2 separate regions of the Homo sapiens genome follow, and region 2 is linked to region 1. The links are chromatin contacts, found by Hi-C or POLR2A ChIA-PET in ENCODE. All regions are on one chromosome and are shown on one strand. The core of a region is the stretch at or near the end of the contact, and the rest is flanking DNA. Distances in the headings are between cores, read along the strand shown. Region 1 overlaps CHCHD3 (coiled-coil-helix-coiled-coil-helix domain containing 3). Region 2 holds the start of EXOC4 (exocyst complex component 4).

Evidence for each region. Hi-C counts contacts between places; a loop is a spot of excess contacts on that map. ChIA-PET counts read pairs that join two places held with the same protein, here RNA polymerase II (POLR2A). Pooled maps may share reads with other maps.
Region 2: a loop to region 1 is called in a pooled map, with 6 times the contacts of the local background. The contact joins the promoter of EXOC4 here to the enhancer-like site in region 1. A Hi-C loop is called at or near these places in 1 of 37 single-sample maps with no recorded cell type and 3 of 50 pooled maps. POLR2A ChIA-PET finds 5 or more read pairs at or near these places in 3 of 52 experiments (GM12878, activated T-cell and naive thymus-derived CD4-positive, alpha-beta T cell).

Annotation. Positions count from the first base shown.
Region 1 is chr7:132,878,785-132,886,092 of GRCh38, reverse strand. CHCHD3 (coiled-coil-helix-coiled-coil-helix domain containing 3) reads left to right here. Exons shown (of 8, transcript NM_017812.4): 5 at 348-431. Among named protein-coding and RNA genes, the nearest start is that of MIR3654, 150 kb to the left of the region's middle. Within about 2 kb of position 3,197, at least 2 of the 41 ENCODE cell types and tissues checked have a DNase peak (open chromatin) inside an H3K27ac peak, as active enhancers do.
Region 2 is chr7:133,249,552-133,256,859 of GRCh38, reverse strand. It overlaps EXOC4 (exocyst complex component 4), which reads right to left and starts at 3,782. Exons shown (of 18, transcript NM_021807.4): 1 at 3,673-3,782. The coding sequence starts at 3,758. RefSeq lists enhancers at 3,696-3,755, 3,966-4,015.

The DNA of each region.
Region 1 (7,308 bases), core at 1,948-4,447:
GCCCAGGATAAAATTAAAGTTTCATTGTACAAAATATTAATCCTTGAAATTACTCTTTGATAGGGAAGTTAAATAAGAGTCTGTTATGTGCTGTATTCTGACGTTTCCTAATATATTTGGACAAAATAGGACACAGCTGTTACAGCGGGAAAAAAAATACAATGCGGACTTCTTCTTTACATTTAAATACAGCAATCATCATCTTAATGTTTTTCTATGGCAGAGACCTAATAGATTGCAAAAATCTTCAGATTTGTATTCTTATTTCTAATGCAATTTATTCTTGACTTTTGCTTTGCTGTTGCTGCTTTTTCTTGATATAGTATATTCCTCATTTCTTTTTTTAGGCTAGGCAGCTGGAAGAGAAAGACCGAGTGCTAAAGAAGCAGGATGCATTCTACAAAGAACAGCTGGCTAGACTGGAGGAGAGGGTATGACTATTTTTTATCATTGATTCTATTACCACATCTGCTGTTTTCTTGTATATTTATTTAAAAATTAATAAATTAGAACTTCAACTGCTTTTCCTGGTTGTAAAGTGGCCAGGAAGTGAAGAAGCAAAGCAGGTAGTTAGTTCGTCCTCTGTAACAATGTCATTTTTTCTTTGGTCACTTTGGAATGGTTGCGTTATTTGTTCACTGATGCATTTTACCACTTGGGACCTACCGCAAATACTTTTCTTATATGTTTAGAATCTACATAGCCTCCAGGTCAGACAGTACACTGCTACTCTTATCTCTCCCAGACATTGACTAAACTTTAGTACACTCTTAAAAATGGTAGTGTTTTAAAGGATATATTTATCTTCTTTTATCTTTTCTTTTTTTGCTTTTTTCTTTTTGAAATGGAATCTCACTCTGTCGCCCAGACTGGAGTCTAGTGGCATGATCTTGGTTCACTGCAACCTCCACCTACCAGGTTCAAGTGATTCCCATGCCTTAGCCTCCTGAGTAGCTGGAATTACAGGCATGCACCACCATGCCTGGCTGATTTTTGTATTTTTATTAGAGACAGGGTTTCACCATGTTGGCCATGCTGGTCTTGAGCTCCTGGCCTCAAGTCATCTGCCTCCCTCAGCCTCCCAAAGTGCTAGGATTACAGGCATGAGCCACTGCACCTGGCAGGATATATCTTCTTTCTGAAAACTCAGTTTCACTGCATTTGTAGTTTAGAAATGAATGTCTCCTTCAGGAGAGGTAGATAGGAGCTGAATAGCAGAAGTTAAACATGAGTTAGGAGAAGGAAAAGAGATACGGCGTCAAGTCAGCATGGGTCTAGAATTGGACAGAGATGGACAAAAGAAGGCAGTGAGTTTAAGAATGAGAGTTTGAGCACCTTATCAGTGCCCTTTTCAATAAAGTAGATTGGTTATCTAGATTAATTTCATACATAGACCATGAGGTTGCAGAGTAAGCTCTCTCTCTTTTGAATGAAACCCTCCAAATTTTATTTGTTGAAAATGTTATTTGATAAGAAAATAGGAAAAAATAAGAAATACACTATTAACCCTCACTCAGTACAGTTATGTATATGTTAAATGTGTTTGCTGTCTCCATATGTTACCGAACTGAGTACCTCTTGAATGTAGGGAGCATTTTCTCATTCATGTAGCAGATATTTACTTAAGCACCCTGGTCTTGTGCCAGCAGCTATGTACTAGTGAAGAAAATGAGGTAAACATCTGTCTTCATGGAGCTTAAATTCAATTAAAACCAGAATACATATTGTATGGCAGGTTATGATAATTTCGGGAGGAATAAAATGGGAAAAGAGAGTCCCAGGGCTGGGGTTTAGGCATGGAGTTGGGTACAGAGGGAAGAACTCTCTGTTGAGATGACATTTGGGAAGAGGCCTATGGTAATAGGGAAGCAAGCCATTGCCAAAACCGTGAAGCAGGCGTGAACTTGGCATGTTTGGGAAGGCTGGGGGGTTTGGGAGCAGATGAACCCTCTGGCTGCTGTGTTGGGCAAGAGTTGAAGCAACAGAGAATTAGTAAGAAATTACGGCAGTAATTCGGAAAAGGGATGACTGGTGTGGGTCTGAGTGCCGACAGGGGAAGTAATGAAATGTGGTTCGGTATTTTAAAGGTAGAGCTGACCAGATTTGCTGATGGCTTTGAACATGAGTGAAGAAAGAATAAACTCTAGGTTTATGGCTTTTATAACTAGAAGGTTTTTCCACAGGTGAAGATTCTTAAGATATGGATTGGGATGTTGGTGGTGGAGGAAATCAGGAGTTTGATTGTGGATATGTTAAGCTCAGGACACTTAAGACATTGAAGTAGAGATGTTGAATAGGCATAAAGTGAAATGGTTTAGAGAATGTCAGTAATTTTTCCTGTAAAGGGCTGGATAGTAAATATTTTAGGCTTTGCACACCACATTTGGTTTCTGTGCAGCTCCCCACCTCTGCCTTTGTAATGTGGAATCAGAGAAAGCCAACTGTAAATGAATGAGTGTGGCTCTGTTCTAATTGAAAGACCCTGAAGTATGAAGCTCATATAGTTTTCACACATCACAAAATTTTGCTTAAATTTTTTTCCAACCACTTAAAAATGTAAAACCAAAAACAGGTACTGGGCCTGATTTGGCTCCCTCGTTGTAGTGGGCAGAACTCTGATTTAGAGCACAAGGCTCTGATGTCAGATGCCTTGGATTCAAATTTCTGACCTGGCATTTCCCTGCTGTGTAATGTGGAGCATCTTATTTTTCCTCTCAGTTGTTTCATATATTAAGTGATGATTTAATAGTACTTACCTCACTTGTTAAATGAGCTAATACTCATAAAGCACCTGTAATAGTATGTAGCACAGAGTAACCATTCACCCACTAATTGTTTTACTTCTATACCTAGAGCATTGTACATGGCTTAGAGTTTGTATTAGTCTGTTTTCTCACTGCTATAATGAGCTGCTTGAGACTGGGTAATTTATGAAGGGAAGAAGTTTAATTGACCCACAGTTCTCCATGGCTAGGGAGGCCTCAGGAAACTTACAATTACGGCAGAAGGTGAAAGGGAAGCAGGCACCTTTTTCACATGGTGGCAGGAGAGAGAGAGCGTGCAGGGGAAACTACTTTTAAACCATCAGATCTGAGAACTCTCTCACTTATCACAAGAACAGCCTGGGGAAACCACACCCATGATCCAGTTACCTCCCACCAGGTCCCTCCCTCAACATGTGGGTATCACAATTCAAGATGAGATTTGGGTGCAGACACAGAGCCAAACCATATCAGAGTTAGTAAATGTTAAATGAGTGAAAGTGAAAGTTTTTGAGGTGATATACTTGGCACCTGCTTTTCCTCACCCAATGACAGTTTTCTTTGTCATCAGGTTTTACTATGTTAGGTACCTTATAAACTTGCCTTTAATTATTGTCAGGTTCAAGAAAAGGCACTGAAAAATATTCTCCCATTTCTCATAGACTCACCAATTTGATTGGTACAAACGTCTGAGAAGATTTGTTTCTGGCAGATTGAACTTATCTGCTCAACAACTGCTCAACAAATAAACTGTTAGGCTTTTTGGCACCAAGTAGAACAAGTGGTAGAAGATTAGATAGACACGATATGATAAGATCAAATTATTGTGAATATATATATATATATATATATATATATATATATATATAGAATATATTGTTTTCCTTTTTGAAGATCAGCCTGGGAAGTGGTCATCCTACAGTTGAAACTGAAATCTGAGAAGCACCAGTGAGCTTAGAAAGCTAAGGTGGAATATATACACTGCTGTTACTTAATACTCGATAACTCCACATTAAGTAAAAGAAAGAATGTTAGACAAGGAGTCAGAAGGTATGCTTTTGTCATGTGGCTGTTCGGCAATTCACCTAATCCCTTGTGGTGTCTGGTTCTTTATCTGCAAAATGGGGATATACTCTGTTCCTTGCTCATCTTCATGGTGATTGGGGGTAGATCAGATGAGTGTGTAAAAGCCCCTTGAAAGCTGGAAAGAGCTTAACAAATATCAGCTGTTGCCATGAAAGAATATTTGCTTACTTTCCATTGTGTATAAGATAACGATAATCATAGAATTAATATTATTCAACTTCCTTGTGTCTTTTGCACATTTCTGTACAGTCCTGTTTTTGTTTGTTACTGTCATTCTCAAAGTACTCAAGTTGAATTTTGTCACTTTGGATTTCTTCCAGGAATATGTGAGAGACATTTAGGTCTCTAATGATGAAGTATTTTCTAGGCGTAATGCAAAAGATTGTAAAGAGATTTTCTTCTGTATTGTGATGGCAGTGAGAATTACAATGTCTAACTATTTCTATTAGGAATTCTGCACACACTTTTGTATTAGACAGTGTAAAAATGCTGAATCCATTAATTCGTATTGTAAGAAATGATTCTAATATTAATATAATTTGCAGAATCATCTAACTTACTAGGAAATCCAGGTTGCCTGTGGTTTAAAAGTGGACATAAGCACATATCTTTTCCTCTTTTAACTAAATGAAGTGATGAAACTATAAAGTAGATACCAGATGGTGTATCATTAATGGAGAGGGATGTTGCATCAACGAGTCTTTTACAGAATCATTCTGAGGGAGATTCCTGAGATAACCTTACCATCTGCGCATCAACTAGATTAACACAGCAATTGTACACGTTATCACTTTTTGATGACTTGAACTATTCATTTATATTGGCTTGATGCAGATTTCTTTTGAGAGTATGAATCAAAGTGCACTGAACATGTGAAGTACATTTAGTTCTGTAATACAGCTTGATTTGCCTCTTGGATCTATTTCAATAAACTGCTTGTTAATTAGATAATTCCCATGTGTGAATGGAACTCCCTCTACCCAGGTATTTATATTGGCCACTTCACCCAGGAGTCTGATATAATTTTCTTCTTTCACTAACTTGTTAGGAGTAATAAGTGTAATTTAACTGGACACTGATTTCACCCTTTTTAGAATGAGTTTTCAAAAGCAGCGACACTTTACTGAGAGAGAAGGTCAAAGCCATTTGAAAAGATTTTTTAAGTCCTTATTTCATACTCAAATGTTGCTAAGTTATCAATGGCATCTCTGTGAACATTAGAGATATCACATTTAGGTGTCTTGCCTAATTGAAAGATACTTAGAGAGTATTAATTCCTGATTATTGGTATAAGAGACATAGATAGTATTAATTCCTGGTTGGTGATTTCATGAGAGGAAGTTGAGAACAGCTTTCAAAGAGAAGGTTCTTAAGTGTTTCTACGAAGTAGTCTCCAAGTCTCACAGGGAATTCTGTTTTTTTTGTTTTCCCAACTTTATTTTTGTTTGTTGTATAATTGACAAATATGTCCATAATGCTTTATACCTCTTTATGATAGCCACATTTTGTTTATAATACTTGTGATTAGTTATGTGTGTTTATCTTGTACACTCCTGAGGACACAGAGCTAATTTTCATATTTCTGTATTTTCTATTTTTTTCTTTTGTTTTTGAGGTTCCATAACTTGCATATTTCTGTATTTTCTACAAATAGCACAGTGAATGAATCCTAGATTTTCTAAGCTTATACTATGAAGTTATGTTTATGCAATTAGTGTATAGTTTTAAAATACACACAAATGTTTAGTATCTTCTTCACTAGCCATTTAAATTCATAATTTAATTCTATCCTGGGAGAAAGTCAAGTTTAACTTTGAATATTTTGTTATTGTTTATAGCATCCTTATTAACATGCTGATGATAACATTTACTGAGCATTTACATTGTGATTGGCACTTTGCATGGATTGTCTCATTTTATACTTACCAACAACCCTGTGTGGCTGTGCGCCCTATTGTTTAGGTGAAGGCTTAAAGTAATTCACCTAAGAACATACAGCCAAAATATGATAGATCTGGATTTGAGCCAGGTTCCATGCTTAAGCATTTAGCTGCTGTCTAGTACCAACTTGAAGATGTTCATTCTGTATGTAAATCCTGCTGATTGTAGCATTAGTTCTTTGTGTGGTAAGTTAGCTCTTACCAGCTTCTAATACAACTTTTTGGGTCCTGACGTTATGATTTGATTAATGCTACCTCATAACCTAAAAGTGTTAAGCATTCAAAAATGCATAATTTTCTCCCAGAATTTGACATTTCCTGGGAAAATTTGACCAAAAAAGAATAAGTAAGGTCTTATTACCTAGCGATTACAGCATGATACCCCTAAGAGTTATTTTAATATCGAGTTGTGCTTCTTTCACGTTGAAATAAGAAATTTATAGTCATTAAAGCAGCTTAAAAATTTCTTCTTGAGGTCTTCATTCACTTGCTCATACTTTGATTAATACTGCCTTCCATCTTTTCATCTCTTTCCATCTTCTGGAAAGAAAGCAAACCTTTTTTTTTTTTTTTTTTTTTTTTTTTTTTACTTTTGACAAAGTGTTCTGATAGTTATTTCATCAGAGTTTGGATCGTTGTGTGTTCTTCAGGAAAATGTGTATTTTTCAGGAGTCTGTTGGTCCTGTGGGAGGGAAGCGAGGGGTAGGACCGTGGTTATCGTGTCATAGAGGGCAGAAGCCACAGTCTCCCATGGGTCTTCCAGGATGAAGGGCCTTGTCTCCCCAGGACATGTTGAAGACTTGAGCTCTTTGATAATGTGTTTTGCATGTATAACTTCTCCATTATGAATTTGAATTGATTTGCTCTATGGCATCCACTTTGCTCTTGGCTTTCCTAAGAATGATGGGGTTTTGGCTCAGCATGAAGCCCTCTTGGCTTGAGGAGCTGAGGGAAATCAGAAAATTTAGTTAGGTATAATACAATGTTGAGTAACCCAGTGATGTGGCATGCATTTGTTCTTTGAGAACTCCTCCCTACACCTCCCCCCACTGCATTTACAATTTATTTGCATTCTTAAATATGAAGATATGTTTGTAAGATGGGCCACTTAAAATATTATTCTATGTGCTGTATGTAAAAAATGGAAGACTAATTTTATTAGGTTAGTTTTCCATGGCATATAATCAAATAGATGCCTCCTTGTCTATAAACATATTACCTATTATTCATCATGTGCTTACTATATTGAAGATCTGCTAAGTGTATACCATCCTTCAAAATTCTTTCCCATGTCAGGATCTTTGCCTTTGTTGTTCCCTGGGATGCTGTTTCCCACCTCTGAATAGCTGTCTCTGACTCCCTTACAAGTTTTAGGCTTTCCTAATGACTATCAGAAACTAGACTTCTGAACCCTGTCTCTAACTGTCATATCAACCTATTTATTTGTTTGAAAGCACTCTTCCAGATCTATAATTAGTTTACTCATTATTTGTTAACTTGTTCATGACTGCCTTCCCAGT
Region 2 (7,308 bases), core at 2,533-5,032, 370 kb before region 1:
AAATAGCGATGAGATTCGGATATTCCCCATGCCTACACATACTCTGTCCTTAAGTCAAACCCTTATCCACCTGTAGTTTTTTGAATACAATATTAAAAATGACTAACAATAAATGCTACCCCAACTGTTAGGAAAAGCATTGAAAAAATACAAAATTTTATGATACATAATGTAGTACAGAAATTACATTTTTACACATCTGAGCAAGAGAATTAAAGGAGCATTTTTAATACTCACTATTCAAAAAAGAAAAACTACTACTCAGTGATACAAAAAGATATTTTTTAAAAAGCTAAACTGATCAAACTTTTCAAAAGACAGTAGACTCTCTAACTGTCGGTAATTTATTTTGTGACAAAATAAGTCCATGGAAACATGAAAGGAGCTAGCAGGTACCCGGTACATGTTAGGAATGCTCAGACCTTATAAACACGAGCCTAACATGGGTTTTCCTTTTTGTGGCTTGTTGCCAAAGCAACCAGGAAAACTATAGCCTTTGGGAGAGAATTTGAAAACAACGTTAAAGATAGGAGGAGATAATCAAAGTTTTATATGAGGAATTAAGAAAAAATGAATGCAGACCAGGCGCGGTGGCTCACGCCTGTAATCCCAGCACTTTGGGAGGCCAAGGCGGGTGGATCACAAGGTCAGGAGATCAAAACCATCCTGGCTAACATGGTGAAACCCTGCCTCTACTAAAAATACAAAACATTAGTCGGGTATGGTGGCGCATGCCTGTAGTCCCAGCTACTCGGGAGGTTGAGGCAGGAGAATGGTGTGAACCCGGAAGGCGGAGCTTGCAGTGAGCCAAGATTGCGCCACTGCACTCCAGCCTGGGCGACAGAGAGAGACTCCAGGACTACGTCTCAAAAAAAAAAAAAGGAATAATGAATACAATGTTGCAAGAAGGGAAACACAAAGGACATAAATTGAACAGAAATACAAGAAGCAACTTCCAAGTGACAGCACAATTTACTAACAAGAAACATACATTCCTGGTTCTCTTACCCGCAGGACTCTCCCCCCATTCCCCATCCCAAACACCAAAGTAATACTTCCATTGTCCTCTCATTCACTACCACTGTTTATAAAATTTAAACCACTGGGTATGTTCAAAAGCATATTAGGAAGGAAATAACAGGAAGTTATAGCTACCAACATCCTCACTCCAACACCAAAATCTCCCTGTGACTCAAAGAAATGTTGAAATACAAACACCAACACCATTCGGTCTTAAGGTCATATATAACAATGCATCCCAAGCCTTAATAAACTTGCCCAGGATACTAGGTCTAGACATTCCCTTACACCATGCTTGTAAAAACTATATCACAAAAGTGTTATGCAGTGATCTGAGGTGGTCAAGGATAAAGTAGAAAAATGAGGGCTGGGCACGGTGGTTCATGCCTGTAATCCCAGCATTTTGGGAGGCCAAGGCAGGCAGACAACAAGGTCAAGCGATCGAGACCATCCTGGCCAATATGGTGAAACCCTGTATCTACCAAAAATACAAAAATTAGGTGGGTGTGGTGGCGCACGCCTATAATCCCAGCTATGCGGGAAGCTGAAGCAGAAGAATCACTTGAACCTGGGAGGCGGAGGTTGCAGTGAGCCGAGATCGCGCCACTGCACTCCAGCCTGGGGACAGAGCAAGACTCTGTCTCAAAAAAAAAGAAAAGAAAAGAAAAGAAAAGCAATATAATGCACAACAGAGATCAAAGTAAAAAATACCTAGGCCTAAATCACAGTGATAAAATGAAGGTCATATATTAATAAACTGGCATAAGAGATGGATGGATAACCACAAAATCTTAGCCATCAAGCAGTAGGGGGTTCCTCCTGGAGAATATTAAGGAATGGTCAAGCAAAGGCAATGTATGTTCTGAATTAGCATTAGTAAAAAAAGCTTTAGGTTGGCTTTCATGCTGTTTTCAAAAATATGACATTTAGAGTAAATTCAACTGGCCCTGAGGAAAATACAAATAGCATAAAAGAAATGGGAACAGCCTGGAGAATCAAAAGTACACAGATGAGATGACACATTTCACTTTCATTAGAAACAGCCACTCCTCCTGGATTTCCATAACATTTCATGTCTCTCTCGTAGTCTTATGTCATCATTTTTACTGACATGTTTTATCCCCCAGGTAAACTATACTCTCCTCAAGGGTAACACTGTGCCTGCTTCATCTTTGCAAAACTCAGGGCATTTACTCATTAAGTCAACAAATATTATTCAATATGTAATACGTGCCAGACGCCATACTGTCAACTGGCACTAAATACCTATTGTTTAAATAAATGTTGACTATAAGGTAGAAAAAACAAACAAGTTCAAAAAAGGATCCAAATAATGTCCTGGTATTCTAATTCCACAGGAAATTCAGATGGGAAACAACAAACATTCTTATTGGAATTTTAGTATCATGAGATACATCTACACTACCTGCGTATTGTCACAGCGAGAATGTGGGCCTATAGATTCACAATACAACAGCACTTCCTCTGTATGGCCTACCAAGTATATTAAGCATTTCCACACAGAGATGTTTTTCTCTTAAGCCCAAAAGAAAATTAAAGTAATGATTTAATAGGCCATAATCTTAAAGCCTCCTAAATAAGACCCATAAGATGTGTCTTTGTCAGTGAGTGGTAAGCTGTTCTAATGGTTTGATACATGCATTCATTGAAGTGCTTAGTACCTACCAGATAATGTTGGGCCCTGGGTTTTGAAAAGATGATCAATACATTCCAGAAAACTTGCAAGAACTCAAACAAAAGTTTAGTATAGGTGGGGAAAAATAGAGTGTTTGTTTATGAAAAATAAACGAGTTGAAATTCAAATGCCAACAACGTAAAAAACGTGCCATAATAAATTTTATTTAGATTGGTTTTAGTCAGTACCTGCATCATATCCAAGATTCTTGAAAGGGTTCCCCCATCCTCAATATATTTCGCTTTTTTAAAAAAAAGCTCCTAAAAGATCCACCGCTCCCACTCCACCCCCACCCTAATCTTCTGGGAGGTGCAGAGGGGCAGTGCATGGAGGATAATTTGAAATTGGTTTGGTTCTGTTTTTTAAGGAATGGACCAGAATGCGGAGGCAGGGCAAAAAATTGAAAACCGATGTGTGCCTTCAAACCCAGTCCTCCTACCAGCTCACTGCAGATTCTTGTATTTGTGGCTGTGGCCACGCACAGGTGGTTGAAAGTATCCAGAGTGTGAAAACACAAATCTGCAACTCGTGACAGGAATCTCCGGACTCCAAGGCCTTACACCCCAAAGTCCAGGAAACAAGACGCCTTTCTCAGTGAGTGCTGCTACAGGCAAACAATAAACAAGCATTTTAGGAATCAATAAACACACCTTTACACCTGGTTTTCTCTACCAAACCCAAATAGCGTGCTTTGGGGTCCCGAGACTGTAATAGAAGGTGCTGCCCCTAAAGAAAAGACTGAGGCGGGGCTCCTCTCTCTATAGCTAACCCCAGAAAAAAAAGGTGGAGGGGGAATTGCTGGGGCCCTGGGGAGGGGTTAGAGCCCTGGGGAGGGGCTGCGGGAGGCAAGGAGGAAAGGGGAGAGCAGGGTGGGACCCAGCTAACCCTTCTCCCTTCCAAAGCGGAGGTCGAGCCGCTGCCCCCAGTCCCCAGACCCTGCCTCCTGCCTCCCTCACCTGATCACAGAGATGAGCAGCCCCGAGGGGTCTTTGCTTTTGCTGACTGTGCTTCTGTATTTCCCACCAGCTGCTTCTGCCGCCATCTTGGACGCGGGGAGAGCCGCTAGGCTCCAAGGAAGCCAAGGGTGCGTAAATTCTGTATTTGACCCCGCAGGAGTCTCCACCAATGGGTGAAGAGAATTCCAGAGGCGCGGAAGTGGAAAATCCAATCACTGAAGTGAGGAGGCGGGACTAAGGGAGCAAGTTTTGAGGCCACGACGCGCGTGTTCTCTCTAAGCACTCTGGGAGTCGTAGTTTTCCTTCTCCGTCTCCTGGGCGCGCAGGAAAGCTAAACCAGCTGCAACTTCCTAAGTCTTGTAATGAGTGTCTTCATTTATCTTTATTCTGACTTCCAGCTTTTTTCAGTTTCCTTGCTTTTAGAATTTTGTCAGGCTTTAAATCAAATTTATCTGATGATGCCAAAATGTGTTAGGGTTTGTATTTAAATGAAAGAGGGGTTCTCTGCCGGATGTCTATGTGCGAAGTTTTTGCCTTAAGTGCAAGTGATTTTTTAAAAAATCCAATAAAATACGAAAATGAATATAAGCAGAAATGCTTTTCTTTAGTATTCTGTAAAACTAATGTTTCTACATTAGGTTTATGTGGAGTTCAATTTTTCCCAATGTTCCTATATTTCCAGATAGTTCTAAAACCACACGTACAGGAATAAATGAATATTGATGAAGAAAAGACAGTATAAGCTAAAAACAAACAGACCACACTGCAGATTCCTTTTTTTTTTTTTTCAAGCTAAATGAAATACTTAGTAGTAATGCACATTTGTGTTAATACTTTTACCGGTAAGTTTTTAGTATTTCCTGCATTTGGTTCCGTTGGCTTAGTCATTAATTCATAAGACCAAATGAACAAAACAAAACAAAAAAGACCAGAATGTGCGTGGAAAGTGGTTAGACTGAGGAACAAGAATAATAATAATTTAAAAGTAAGGAAGGAGGTGGCCTGCTCAGTAGCAATAAAGATTGAAGAACTTAAAGGAATAGAAAGCAAACTAACTCAGAGGTCATGGAGTTGTGAGCAGCAAGCTCAGAACACATCAATTACTTTTATTAAATAGACATCGAGCTGGTAGAAGTTCACATTTTTAAAAATTAGTTGAAGATAACACACACACACACACACACACGATAACTTAAAAGTATTCATAACCTTTGGCCCAATAATTCCAGTTCTAGGGACTTTGTTCCTAAAGAAATATAGAGTATTGACATTTTTTAAATAACACAGAAGAATTAAATAAATTATGTAACATTCAAATGAGGAAATAACATATAGCTTCTGGAAATCATAATTTTAATGGCTTTTAAAGAAAATAAGATTTTTGGGCCAAGTGTGATGGCTCACACCTGTAATCCCAACACTTTTTGAGAGGCAGAGCCGAGCAGACCACTTGAGGCCAGGAGTTTAAGACAAGCCTGGCCAACATGGTGAAACTCCGTCTCTACTAAAAATGCAAAAGTTAGCCGGACCGTGGTGGTGTGTGCCTGTAATCCCAGCTGCTTGGGAGGCTGAGGCATGAGAATTGCTTGAACCTAGAAGGCGGAGGCTGCAGTGAGCCAAGATCGTTCCACTGCACACTGCACGCCAGCCTGGGCAACAGAGGGAAACTCTGTCTCAAAAAAAAAAAAAAAAAAAAGATTTTTATGGTATAAGTACAAAAACTGGGCTATAAAATTAAATAATTCATAGAGAAAGGGAGAGGCAGTTGGGCCTAGTGGTTAAGAATGCAGGACAGGCCGGGCGCCGGGTGGCTCATGCCTGTAATCCCAGCACTTTGGGAGGCCGAGGCGGGCGGATCACGAGGTCAGGAGATCAAGACCATCCTGGCTAACACGGTGAAACCCTGTATCTACTAAAAAAAAATACAAAAAATTAGCCGGGCGTGTTGGCGGGCGCCTGTAGTCCCAGCTACTCGGGAGCCTGAGTCAGGAGAATGGCGTGAACCCGGGAGGTGGAGCTTGCAGTGAGTCGAGATCGCGCCACTGCACTCCAGCCTGGGCGACAGAGCAAGACTCTGTCTCAAAAAAAAAAAAAAAAAAAAAAAAGAATGTAGGACATAGGATAAAAAGTGTGTGATCATCTCAACTGTTGCAGAAAAAAGCTTTGTCAAAATCCAAAACACTCTTACAATAAAAACACTCAGAAAACTAGGGATAAAAGGGAACTTCTTATAGGCTATAAAGGGTACTTATGAACAACCCACAGCAATCATCATAGTCGATGAAAAACTGAAAGCCTTCCCACTAATATTAGACACAAAAAAAGGATAACCATTTTTTTGCCACTTCTATTCAACAAAGTACTGCAAGTTATAGCCAGAGCAATGAGGCAAGAACATGAATAAGTCATCCAGATTGGAAAGGAAGAAATAAAACAATATCTATTTTTGGATGATATGATCTTATATATAGAATATCCTAGAGAATACACACAAAAAACTATTAGAGCTAATAAAATATTCAGCAAAGTTGCAGAATACAAAATCAATAGCAACAGAAAATCAGTGGTATTTCTGTAAACTGGCAATAAACTATCCAAAAAGGAAATTTACACAACAATTCCATTTCCAATAGCAGCAAAAAGAATAAAATGCCTACGAATAAACTTAGCCATGAAAGTGAAAGACTGCTACACTGAAAGCTACAAAACATTGCTGCAAGAAATACAAGAAGACTCAAATAAATGGAAAGACATCCATGTTCATGGGTTGGAAAACTCAATATTGTTAAGATGGCCAAACTCCCAAAGCTATCTACAAATTCAATGTAATTCCGATAAAAATTCACTAGGCTTTTTGTGCAGAAACAGAAAAACTGATCCTGAAATTCATACGGAAATTAAAAGAGCCCCAAATAGCCAAAGCAATCTTGGAAAAAAAAAAAAATCAATGTGGAGGTCTCACACTTCCTGATTTCAAAACTTACTAAAAATCCGCAGTAATCAAAATAGCATGGTACTTGCATAAAAATAAACACATAGATAAATATAGTAGAATAAGCCATACAGAAATAAGCCTATTCATCTATGATCAATTGATTTTCTTTTTTTTTTTTTTTAGACGAAGTCTCTTTCTGTCACCCAGGCTGGAGTGCAGTGGCTCAATCTCAGCTCACTGTAACCTCTGACTCCCAGGTTCAAGCAATTCTTGTGCCTCAGCCTTCCAAGTAGTAGACACGGGGTTTTGCCATGTTGGCCAGGCTGTTCTTGAACTCCTGACCTCAGGTGATCTGCCCACCTCAGCCTCCCAAAGTGCTGGGATTACAGGCATGACCCACCGCACCCAAACAGTCAATTGATTTTCAACAAAGCTGACAGTACCATTCAATAAGGAAAGAATAGTCTCCTCAATAGATGGTGTTGAAAACTGGATAAGCATAAGCAAAAAAGTGAAGATGGACCCTACCTCATACAATATGCAAAAATTAACTAAAAGTGGATCAAAGACCTAAATATGAGATAAAACTCTTAGAACAAAATACAAGGGTAAATTTTCATGATTCTTAGCTATGACATCAAAAGCATAAGCAACAAAAGAAAAAATAGGTATATTGGGCTTTATTAAAATTAAAAACCCTC